Regions from separate parts of the Homo sapiens genome. Here region 2 is linked to region 1. Evidence: chromatin contacts called from ENCODE Hi-C or POLR2A ChIA-PET data. All regions are on one chromosome and are shown on one strand. The core of a region is the stretch at or near the end of the contact, and the rest is flanking DNA. Distances in the headings are between cores, read along the strand shown.

Evidence for each region. A loop is a pair of places that touch in the nucleus more often than their neighbours do. ChIA-PET counts read pairs that join two places held with the same protein, here RNA polymerase II (POLR2A).
Region 2: a map of PC-9 shows a loop between it and region 1 (5-fold over the local background). The contact joins the promoter of LAMB3 here to the enhancer-like site in region 1. A Hi-C loop is called at or near these places in 1 of 168 maps with a recorded cell type or tissue (PC-9). POLR2A ChIA-PET finds 5 or more read pairs at or near these places in 2 of 52 experiments (MCF 10A and PC-9).

Annotation. Positions count from the first base shown.
Region 1 is chr1:209,359,396-209,365,436 of GRCh38, reverse strand. No RefSeq gene overlaps it. Among named protein-coding and RNA genes, the nearest start is that of LINC01698, 9.6 kb to the left of the region's middle. Within about 2 kb of position 2,169, at least 5 of the 41 ENCODE cell types and tissues checked have a DNase peak (open chromatin) inside an H3K27ac peak, as active enhancers do; they include PC-9, where a contact is called at or near this core.
Region 2 is chr1:209,651,175-209,657,215 of GRCh38, reverse strand. LAMB3 (laminin subunit beta 3) reads left to right here and starts at 4,791. Exons shown (of 23, transcript NM_000228.3): 1 at 4,791-4,847. RefSeq lists enhancers at 1-520, 4,090-5,289.

The sequences.
Region 1 (6,041 bases), core at 920-3,419:
TCATATATCTTGGGCCTCCTGACTTGGACATTCTTCATAATAGCTTGATTTTGGTTGTCTTCTGTAAATGCCTAGTATGGAGCTTGAAGCATTATAGGCCTTCAATAAGCACTTACTGAATTAGTGAAAAATTTTATTTGCCATCTACAGGTCTCAGGGTTTGGAAAACGAGTGTAGGTTGTGGTTGGAGAGTGGGGAAGGTGTCGAGGGGGCTTGTTCTTTTCCTGAACCCTGCTTTATTCTTTACACTGTAGTCAAAGTGGTTATCAGGCCCCTCAAAGGAAAGGAGGTAATTCTTAAGATGTGAAGGTGCAGGCACAGAAGAAAGGTTAAGGAAGGAGGGCCACCAGGCCTTTGTGCATTATCAGTTCCCACTTTAAGGAGCCTTTCAACAAAATGTCTCTGCAGCTCAGGTAAGCAGGGAGTTAAGGTCTGAGGAGAATGGAATTTTCCTTGTGGTCGTACAGACTTGTTTTAACCACAGGAATGAACACAAGATTCAACTTGTCCCCTCAGCTATTGTCTGGAACTCCTTTCCCTCCAGCCACCGGCAGCTGAGGTTTTAATGTGACATTTTTCTAAGTATTAGGATTGCTCTCTGGCCTTCTCTTTATAGCTTTTTTGCTTCCCTCCTCCCAGGCTCTCACCTCCCTATCCTTCAAATGCTTTCCAATAAGCAAGTGCTCTCCTCCTGTCTACCAGGCAGGGGAAGACATATGCGTTTATTTATTCTTTTTAAAAAGGTGTGTCTCCTCTCCTTCCTGAACCTTCATCCTGCAACTCCCCCTTGAAACCACAAAGTATTACCCTTACCCATTCCCAAATCCCAAAGCCTGGTGCAAAGATACCTGAAGGATGATAAGCTAACTTCATACGCTGTTTGAGCCATCCTAGCAAGGGTTTCAACAGCCTTATCAACACAACCAAAAATATGGGCATATTTTCTCTCAATTAGTTATTGGGCCCAAGCATAAAAGACCTTTTGAGCCTTAGTCAGAGGTCTTATTTTGTGAATTTTTGCTTTAGATTTTCTGGTCTCTGTGTGGCTTTCTCTAAGGTCTCTAACCAATCCCAGCCCATCTTCATCCATTTATCTTTAATGTAGAGGAGCTCAGAAAAAGTTACCCCCAAATTGATTGACAAATTGGGGTGGGAGGAGGTGATGGATTATTTTACGGATCCTCTCCCTTGATTGCCTTGATATTCCCGCTGCATTTTTGTCACCTTACTGCCTGGTTTCTGAGTTCTCTCTGTGTCCGAGGACGACAAATGGCAGTAGAAAGTCAGCATGCCTTGGAAACTCAAGCAACCCGAAGGCTCAGTGCTCACTTCTCCCTGCCAATATTGCAATGGAAAAGCCTTCCTGCAGACAATTTTTAAAATTTTCTTTTAAAGCAGCATTAGAGAGATTGAAACAGATTTCTTTCCAAGGCGTTACCCTTTGATGAGGTACAAAAAAGGTTAAACAAAAAGCCAAACTTTGGTTTCAAATGTAAGACACCTTTATTCTAATTATAATCATAATGATCTAATGTGTTTGGGATTTAATTATTTGGAATTAGAATAAAAAAAGACATCCTGTAATTACCATTGAACTCATCTTGAGGCATAAATCTAATAATTAAACACTTTCAGATTGTATTCAGTGAGTAATTAAAATAGAAAAAAAATACTGTGGATTCCTTTCTACCTCTGTAAGGAAGTTTCTCAAATTATCAATGGATTTCAGTGACAATATCTAGAAATTATTGTGTATAAAATATAATTATTAACAAAATTATAATTTCAGTTATTTACAGTCTTTTCCCTTGGCAGTCAGGATGTTTGAGCAGGTGAGAATTGACAGAGTTAGGAGTTGGATCTGAATGAAAAATATTTCCTTCCTGAAAGATAGCTCCCTGAACTCAAGTTTCATTTTTATTGTCAGCAAGGAAAGAGAAGTAGGTACTGTGCAATTTTTATGAGAACTGAGTTCTGTTCTCTGATCAGTTTTTGGCAAAAAATAGCAGCCCATATGCTTTCCCCTTTTGGAAGTGGAACATGGGAGTGAGGTTTGGCAGGAGCAGATGCTGTAGCATTCAAGGGAAAGGTCTTGGGAGACAGCGCGCTTCAGGGAATTTAGCTTTGTTCATGGGACTAGGCCCCAAATGTCAACAAACCCGATTCATCAGCTTGGGGTGGGGAAGGGGAGGAGCTGGCCGGTGTGGGGACAGTGTATGCTCAGGTGGCATATTCTCTTGGAGCTGAGGTGTACTCCTGCTGCTTCTTGCTCACCCCCATAGGGAACAGAAGTCAGGGTATTGGCATTGTTAGGCAGGCAGATCAGAAAGAGGAAAGGAATGAGGGCTTGGGCCAGTCTCATTCATCAGCTGCATGGTTTATCTAACCGAGTTTGAGTGGGTCAAGTTGTTTCTCCCCAGATATGCAAACCCCTTTGACATTCTACGACCATTAAGCCCTGCTGTAAAATGCTGCTTCCCTGGGAATAAGCAGTCCATTCAATTAAAAAGCACCACAGATGAATGCTACCTGAGAAGTCAGATTCACAGACAGAAATTTAGACTAGGTCCATGGTGAGGAGGGAGTTATCAATGGAGGTGGGAGAGTGCCTATCAATAACAGCAATAATAGTAATAGCAAAAGCTCCTAGGCACTTTACTCATGCCTTCCTCATTTAACCTTCACACTGATCCTGTAAGGTGAGTGTTATCTCTGTTCTGAAGAAGAGGTAACGAAGACCCAGGAGGTTGAGCACTTAGTCCAAAGCCACAAGTGCTATTAAGGCAGAGGCCAGATTTGCTACTCACCACTGCAGTACATAGCAAGATTCTCATATAGGGTATTTCTGGGATCACACATAGGGCTTTAAAAAATAAAGATTTTGGCCGGACACAGTGGCTCATGCCTGTAATCCCAATACTTTGGGAGGGCGAGGTGGGTGGATCACCTGAGGAGTTCAAGACCAGCCTGACCACGTGGTGAAAGCCCGTCTTTACTAAAAATAAACACACACACACACACACACACACACACACAATTAGCCAGGCATCTTGTTGGGCATCTGTAATCCCAGCTACTTGGGAGGCTGAGGCAGGAGAATCGCTTGAACCCAGGAGGGGGAGGTTGCAATGAGCTGAGATCACACCACTGTACTCCAGCCTAGGCAACAGAGCCAGACTCTGTCTCAAAATAAATAAATAAATAAAAACAAAGATTTTGCATCTTATCCCAAAGATACTGGGGACTCATTAAAGGCAGTGTGACAAAGAAGTTAGAATTTGATTTTTGGAGCCACACAACCTGGATTGGTTTATTACCTGTTAAACCTTAGCTAATCATTAAACCTCCCTGAATCTGAATTCTCATCTGTGGAATGGGTATAATTAATGCACTGGCATCATGTGGTTATGGGAAAGAGGTCATATCCATACTTTGGGTGATGCCTGGCACCCAGTACATGCTCAATAAATTCAAACTATTAATAATTACTTTATGTTAGTATTGTGTTACACCTTGAAGAATAATGGTAATGTAAATAAATGAAGTGAACCTCATAGAATGAAGGAAAAATAGCAGATGAAGGAAAAATATCACAAGCAGATATGGATGTGATATTGCGTTATCCTGGTCTTGCTTCCTTTTCTTGCTCCCTAAACTGTAGAAATTACTTAAGATTCTGTCACTGGTCTTCTTTTATATTTTGGATATCTCATCCATCCACATAATTCCCACTGACTAATTTATGTGAATAAACTCCAAAGTTTTATCTTGTGAGCCAACCATTTTCCTAACCTCTACTGCTTCTAATTCCCACTGGATTGTTTCTTCTCCTGGGATCTCCATCCCAGCATGTCAAACGGTGGTTCTCTAAGGGTTGATTTTTCTTTAACGCCCCCACCATGCCACCATACTCCAAGTTCTCTTTAACACCTCCATCCATTTCCTCACATCCAGTCAAGTTGTAATTTGGGTAATTTGTTGTAATTTTATTGGCTCCAGAATTAAGTCTGTTTTTGTTTTGTTTTGTTTTTTCAAAATGGATGATTGTATTTCCTTCTTACCTGGTTAGTGAATACCCTCTAAACTTTATTCAATCACTAAGTTGATCTTTCTCAAAATAATTCTAATGATATCAGTTTATGCTTAGAGATCTTTAGTTTCTGAAGCTTTAAAATTTAAAAACAAAATTCTATTTTGTTAACAGTTCTGCTGAAACCTATTTCCTTTTCTCTGGACAGAGTCTGATTTTTGCTTCTTTACTTTTGGCTTACAGAGTTCCCTCAATCAACCCTGTCCTTCCCAGAAGCTTTACCTGGTAGACTTTACCCCTTAAGAGGCTTAACGCTCCCGCTTCCATTAACTTTTCCTGATCACTCCAGGTTGACAAGACCTCTTTTTTTTCTGTACTGCTGAAGCATTTTGTGTCCCTTTTCTGATAGTGTTATTGTCTTGTGCTATGGTTTTAACCAGTTAATATAAGCACATGGAAGTCAGAGACCTTCTCTTACTCATCTCATGCATTATCTCAATTAATTCACAAAGCAACACCCTTCTGTAAGGTAGTGTCTTTTCATCTTCTAGATGTAGAAGCTGAAGCTCAAAGCTATTAAGTCAATATCCCCCAAATTCTAATTGTACCAAGGATTAGGTGGAATAATCAGTTTAAACCCAAGTTCATTTGCTTCCAAAGCCACTAAACAATACTGGTATAAGTGGGCTTGAGAGGAGGAAGATGGAGAAGAGATGGAAAGGTTGGAGAAATGTTGAGTAAGGCTTTAAGTTAGAGGCAGATATTGAGTTGGAGCTTGAAAATTATGATCTCATGGAGTAGGTGCATAGGAAGGCATGCTGGGCAGAGGGAACGGCATAAACAAAGGTGTAGAAGCAGGCCTTCGATAACCACCTGTTGGGAAAATGAACTAAAGAGCAGGTCCACTTTCCTACTTAATGAGGGATGTCCTTGGTAATGGGGCTTGGTCCCCAGTGGATTCTTTACTCCCACATTTGCAGACCCAGGCAGGGAGGAAGTTAATTCTGTATATAATTCTTCTATTCAATGGAAAGTTCTGGGACTCAGACTTTTAGGAAAATAGAAGTACTTTCATTTCTAAATCTAGGTTTTTGCAGTGCGGCAAAACCTGTTTGGTAAGCAGGGTCCCCTCCATGCCAGCCTGGTTTTCCTTCACCAGCCCAGACTCAGCAGAAAACACGTGCAGAGTAAGTCCACAGCTACCCCTCCAGGTGAGACAAGAACAAAGAAATGTCTCCCCCCGAGCAGTGGGCAGTAGTCCACAGGTCATTTGCAGTTACTTCTTTAAGTTCTACTTTCCTAAACCCTTCACTCCCCCGATCCCTATTGGCCTTAGCCTAGAGCGGCACAGCCAGAGCCAAGAACTCCATGGGCCTGGACCTCATCTCATAGAATCTCTGCCCACACCTCAGTGATCCAAAGAGCTGGGGAAATAAATGACATGGAAAATTAAAATAAACTGTTCCACCATGAAAAGCACAAGCTGGGTCATATTTATCACAATTGAATAGAAAGAGGTGGTAGGTTCTTTCTCTCTGAAGGTTCCTTACTCCATTTAAAAAGCACAATGAATTAGGACCTCGCTCATAACCCCAATTAAAGACACCGCTGCTAAGGCTTTGCACATAACCACACGATATGCTTGTTATTTAGAACCTGTTGTCAACCTCACAGGGAGTTGCATCTTCATGTTTCAAGTGGCTGCTTTCACAGAATCCTTGTAGCAAATGGACCAACATATATTTTGGGCAAAACAATCAAGATGGATGACTAACCCCAGCAGAGATTGTTTCTATAATATTAAATTGAGTGAGGCTCATGATACTGTGATGCCATGATACTAAGCATGAAACTCAAGGCAGACACTTTAAATAAAAAGATCGACAGACTTAACTACAAGAAAAATAGAAACCCCATGCAATAAAAACTCAATAAAAAATTTAAAAATGCCAAGGTGAGAAAATTGTTTGTAGAAAGTATGACAGAGGGTTAACATACAGATTTATTAAAA
Region 2 (6,041 bases), core at 3,542-6,041, 290 kb before region 1:
AAACCCTGCTGGTATGTGCTGGAGCCTCTGAGATGGAAGAACTGGAGGCCAGCACCTTCTCCATCTGTGCCCATAGAAGAGAGGTTGTCAATAAGGAAAACAAATAAGGAGGTAGCACCTGGTGGGGTTTGTTCTAGATGTCTCTACAGCATCAGTGTCACTCCTGGAGCCCCTAGACAGTATCAGTGCTCCTAGGTTTGGAACAAGGGCACAAAGAGGAGGTTTTTTGTTGTTGTTGTTGTTTTAAGACAGGGTCTCACTCTGTTGCCCAGGCAGGAGTGCAGTGGCCCAATCTCGGCTCACTGCAACCTCCATCTCCTGGGTTCAAGCGATTCTCCTGCCTCAGCCTCCCGAGTAGCTGGGATTATAGGCACCCACAACCATGCCCAGCTAATTTTTGTATTTTTAGTAGAGACGGGGTTACACCACGTTGGCCAGGCTGGTTTCGAACTCCTGACCTCAAGTTATCCAACCACCTTGGCCTCCCAAAGTACTGGGATTACAGGCGTGAGCTACGGCGCCTGGCCAACAAAGAGGAGTTTTTAGACATTGGGAGACATGAGGTCCAGAGTCTGGTGAACTCTGGCCAAGGATTAGCCAGGGTGCACTCTGGGAGTTCAGGTGATATGGCCCATCTTTGGCCCTGTGTAATGGTTAAGAATATGCGTGCTGGAGCAAAATGGCATGGGCTCAAATCCCCAGTTACTAGCCAAGGCCAAGTTATCGAAAATGTGCCTCATTTTCCTTGTCTGCAAGATAAAGATAATTGTCTATCCCCACAGAGTTGTGGTGGGTATTAAGTGAGTGGATACATGCAAAGGGCTCAGAACAGTGCCTGGGCACAGCAAGCACTCAGCAGATATCAGCTGTAGTGATTTTAGGCCGATTGCCTGATTGCTCCCAGTCCTCGGGCTCAAGCTGCATGCACAGTTGTCCACTGGGTAAACATTCAGGTTGGATAGGTGAGGGTGGGGAGAGGAGAAGGGCTATGGAAGAGTCACTCATGACAGGCGACTTCTGTCCTGCTTAGCCTCCCCTCTCCTGAGGCTGGGCTCCTATCTGTGCCTCCGTAACACACCAGGCCCACTTTCTCTCCCTGGTTCCTGGGGAGGCACAGAGAAGAGTGTGACCAGTTGTCTGGACAGCTGAGCAGTTGTGTTGTAGTGCAGGGCAACGCAAGCTTTAGTCACATGGCAAATCCCCAGGGCCGTTCCTGGAGTCCACCCTGTCCCACAGACGAGGACTCAGCCATGATTCACTGTATTCAGGTGTGGCCTGAGCTTGAGTCACCTGGTGCCCCTTCCTCCAACACCTGAGAGTCACAGCCTGGACCAGGTTCTCCTATGCCCCCTGAACCTCTTCTCTCTCCTTTTCTTCCTCCTTTTCTCCTTCCTTTGTTCCCTATCCCTTGATCTCTGATTGATCAGATCTTGGCTGATCTCCCTAGCGACTTGGACGGTTTGAGCCTGACAGATGGATAATAGACACAGTAGCTTATAATGCCACCCCCACACCCTGTCAGAGACATTGCCAGGAATGACTGAGAAGCAGGCAAAGAAGGAGACTGCCTCTGTCAATATGGTGACATTTCTGTAATTGGAGATAGGTGCCTCAAAAAAGACCTCCGCACTCTGGCTGATACAGGAATTTCCACTATTAGTAATCCATCCCAGTGCCCAAAGCCTGGATTGTCCCCTCTGAGAATGCAACTACACATCAACGGCACAGGGGATGCATTGAACTGTATCAATTGTTTGTACTTTAGTGTGGATCCATTCATTCCACAAGTATTGAGCACCTACTATGTGCCAGGCACTTGGAAAACAGTAGTGAATAAGATAGAAATCTCTGCCTTCTTGGATATTACATTCTAGTTGGGAAGAGACAGAAAATAAACATAAGCAGATAAATTATATAGTTGGTTAGAAGCTGGTACATGATGCCCCCCTACCAAATAAGTAAATAAATAACTCACCAAAATATAGGGTAGGTGGGGTTAGGAGTGTTAGGATGGGGGACAGGGATGGGGCAGGGAAGTTGGCTGTAATTTTAATAGTGTGTTTAGGATAGGCCTCATTGAGAAGTTAGGATCTGAACAAAGACTTTGAAAGAGGTCAGAGAGTTAGCTTTGTAGATATCCAGGGGCAAGACCGTTCCAGGCAGCAGAAGCAGCTGGAGCCAAAGCCCTAAGCCTGAGCTAAGACAGGGATAGAGGCCATTGTAGTAGAGGTGAAGAGTAATGGGAGGAAGGTGGTGTAGGGTCCCCTAGACTCTGAAAAAGCTCTGGCCTTGGCCCTGAGTGGGATAGGGGCATGTGAAGATTCTGAGCTCGGGGTGCATAACCTGCTGTGTTGGGACTTGACTGTATATCAGTGAGGAGGCTGTTGCAGACGTCCCAGGAAAAGAGGCTCAGGCCAGGAGGGAAGAAGTAGATTCTGATTATTATTGGAAGGCAGAGCTGACCGAATTTGCTGATGGAGTGATGAGGTTTGAAAGATACTGAAGTCTGGGATGACTTCACTAGCCACTTTCCTGAGCACACATTCTAATAAGTCAAGGCTCTAGGGCAGATAAGTGCTCTGTTGTAGGAGGATGGGCGCAGGGAGAGAGGAAAGGTGTGCACACAGGGGAGGCTGAGGGGCTCCAGCCACAGTACCACACCCCTTTAATCTTAGCTGGACCCTGATCTGGCCTCAGGCTCTATTTTAGGCTACTTGACTGAACAAATTGGGTTCTGAAGCTCCAGAGCTTGTGCCTGGAGCCCTGGAGTTCTTGGGGGACTGGATCCCCACTTGGAAATGATCAGTGTCCCTCAGGAGTGAGGCTGGCTGGGCTGCTCTTGGGGGTCTGCATAAACAGCTTCCTGGACTTTGCCGGGAGTGTAGGGGAGAGCCAAGCACAGCAATTGGCATGTCCCTCCTGCGAAGCCAAACCACTCCAGGACCTGCCCAAGCCTGTGAAGTCTGAGACACCGAATGTGTATTTACCTGGGCTCATGGCCTCAGATAAAGGGAGGAGGAGGAGGATTTAAGGGGCCCCAGCTACTCATGGTGAGGCCCACCGCACACCTGCCCTGCCTTTTCTCCTCTGAGGATCTGGGATTGCAACACCTGCTCTCTTCTGCTGAGTTAATTATTAATGAGTTCTTTGTCACATCCTCTGGTGATGGGCAGAGGGCGAAAGTTTCATGAGCGCTCTGAGTTCAGGGAGTTGGGGAAGTGGAGAGAAAGAGACCACCAGGTGGGAGAACTGAAAACACAGGTGTGTCAGAGTCAGAGCTGACCTTTCTCGGTGGGGGACTTGAGGGAGGTCTCTCTGTGTTGAAGGGACACTGCTTCTACTGACCTTACTTGCTGAGTTGAGCTAGATTTCACTGGAATGCTTACAGGGGGCAAGACTCTAACATTTATTGGACTATCAATTATGCATCAACTTACATCAACAACTCACTGCCCACTTGCTAATTACACTATTTCTTCTGCCTACCTGAACTTATGCTTAATTCGAATCTGAGGGTTAGAAATGCCCAATTTAATCCACAAAATTCTACATTTCCCCCTTAAGGGTCTTCAAGCCAATTTCTTGGACATAACCCTCCAATGGTGGAGAACTTTCTGTTTAGGAGACACTAACAAAGTGGAATCGTAGTTAAGAAGCTCCTTTAAATAGTAGCTTTGAGGTCCTAGCATTCCAAAACGGTGCCAGTGCAGGCTCTCCAGGGCCAAGATATGGACTGGCTGACCCTCCAGGTTTCCCTAAAAGCTCTCTGACCCTAACCTGGGGGAAAGAGTGTCCTGTGAGACCAGCCTCTCAATTTGGACCTGCCACTTCCATTTACAGTGGCTGGAAGCCCAGGATCCCTGAGCAAGGAGCCCACAAAAGAAGCTGTGTTCTCAGGCCTGGCAGGAGGCCAGGGAAAGTCTGTTTTGACTTTGTCAGTCAAGCTATGCTTCAGCCTTTCCTTCCACCACTTGTGGTCAGGTCTGTTTTCTGGCCCTCCAGGCGGGCATTCCTGCCTAGGGAGGGAGGGGCTAGGAGACTAACCCTCCCCACAGGTGGGAGGAGTGACTCACAGGCAGCTACCTGTCCCAGGGCTCCCTGCCAACCCTGTGGAGGGAGCTGGAGGCGAGCCATTTAGTTACTCTGCTCATTTCTCTTAAGCTTTCCTTGGATGAGTTGAGCTTTGAATCCTTCCTGATGAACCTTGCCTTTTAAGGATCCTCCAAATGCCCCAAGAAGCTGGGATTTTTCATTTTTTTTTTCACTGGGGAGGGGAATGGTGCTTTCCAGGGTCCTGGATGTTTGAGTCTTCTCACCTTCCAGCCCGGTGATATGTCTGGAGCTTTAACTCTCTATATAAGCCCTAATCTTTGTGTTCTCTGCCTGATCTTCTGTCTGGGGTGGTCCAGGTCACAAGAAGAAGCTGACCCCTGCTGGCTTTGGGAAAATGCTGAGTTCATTGCCTGGCACAAATGCAAGGGCCCTTCCCCACCCTGTGAATTCTGGTCTCTGATGATCACTTACATGTGCCTTGTGCTTTCTGTTTGAGGGGCCCCTTGCAGCCCCCACAGGCAGGTGGGCATTGTGGAGCTCACTACAAGAACTCTGGGACGGACCGACCAACCCACTTGCCCAGTCCCGTCCTGGGAGGTGGGGGTGCAGTGACGACAGATGGGTGTGACGGCTGCCAGATTCCTGAGACCCGCCCTGCGGTGGGGCTACACCCAGCCAGGGAGTCTCCAGAGGTGAGGCTGTTGTTTAAAAACCTGGAGCCGGGAGGGGAGACCCCCACATTCAAGAGGAGCTTTCAGGCGATCTGGAGAAAGAACGGCAGAACACACAGCAAGGTATGTTACCTGTCTTTACCTGCCTGGTGCGGGCCGGATGCGGGAGGAGGACTGTATCTCTGGATGCCTGGGGCCTGGTTTCAGGGCCTGATTTATTCCTCTTCCTGGGAGCTCACTCAGGTGAGCTAGGTTAAAATGTCTGCTACAGTTTTGATTTCTTTTTCACATTTGATAAGCACCTCAGTGGCTTAGAAGAAAGCAGGTTCAGATCCGGGGTTGAGCACAAAAGAGAAGTGAGAAGGGTGGGCTGGCCTGGCTCAGAATGCCTACTTGCAGGGGGATTTTCAGTCAGGGGTGGGAAAGCTGAGAAAGCACTGGATGAAAGTCAGAAGATGGGTCTCTCTTAGGCCATCGTTAGCTGTGGGACCCCAGGCCACATGTTCCCTCCCTGGGCCCATGACTCTTTTAGGAGAGGGATTGGAAGGAATGATTTTGAAGCATTAGGATCTATAATTTAAAGATGCCAGAAATGTCCTCAATTTCCCCCCCCGCCCCTGCCTTGCCAAGCCCCCAGCCCTCCACCCCAGCCAAAAGAGTTTGTGGCTGTCATTGGAACAGAGTGAACATCCAATTCAAGGCAGAAGGGTCACTGCATGAGCAAGGGTGGGGCATGTTTCCACAAGGCAGGCCTGCCTCTGGGACCCCACGGTGGCTTTCGAGCATCCTTCCCCAGCCTCCTTCAGAATCCCTGCTTTGTGGCCTCCCAGCCCCACCCCTCTTGTCGAGCCCCAGCCCATCATTGAAGACATTTTGGGTTGCTTCCCTTTCAGAAGAAACCCTCACTCACTTGTTAAAGACAGCCATACATCTCTCCCTGTTGCATCCCAGAATTGTGGGCACAGAGCCTCAAACTCAAAGTGGCCCTGAATGGTATTGGAGGCCATGCCCGTGACAGGAGAAGGTTTGCCTCCAGGCCGTCAGCCACTCTGACTCATTCACTTTGGGCGGGGCTGGGTTGAGGCTGCTGGTCTAGGCCCTGAGAAAAGCCAGCCCTCTCTCTTGGGGCTGGAACTAGGTCTTGGCCCTTTCTACAGCTTTTCTCCTGCAAAGGGTCCAGCCTTTTCCTGCTCCCCACGTTGTCCTTACGGCTGTGTGGGGTAGGGCAGGGTCCACACTCCTTCCCATCCATTTTAGAGGAGGAAGCTGGAGTCTGGGAAGGGATGGGATTTTCCCAGGGCACCCTGTGAGTCACAT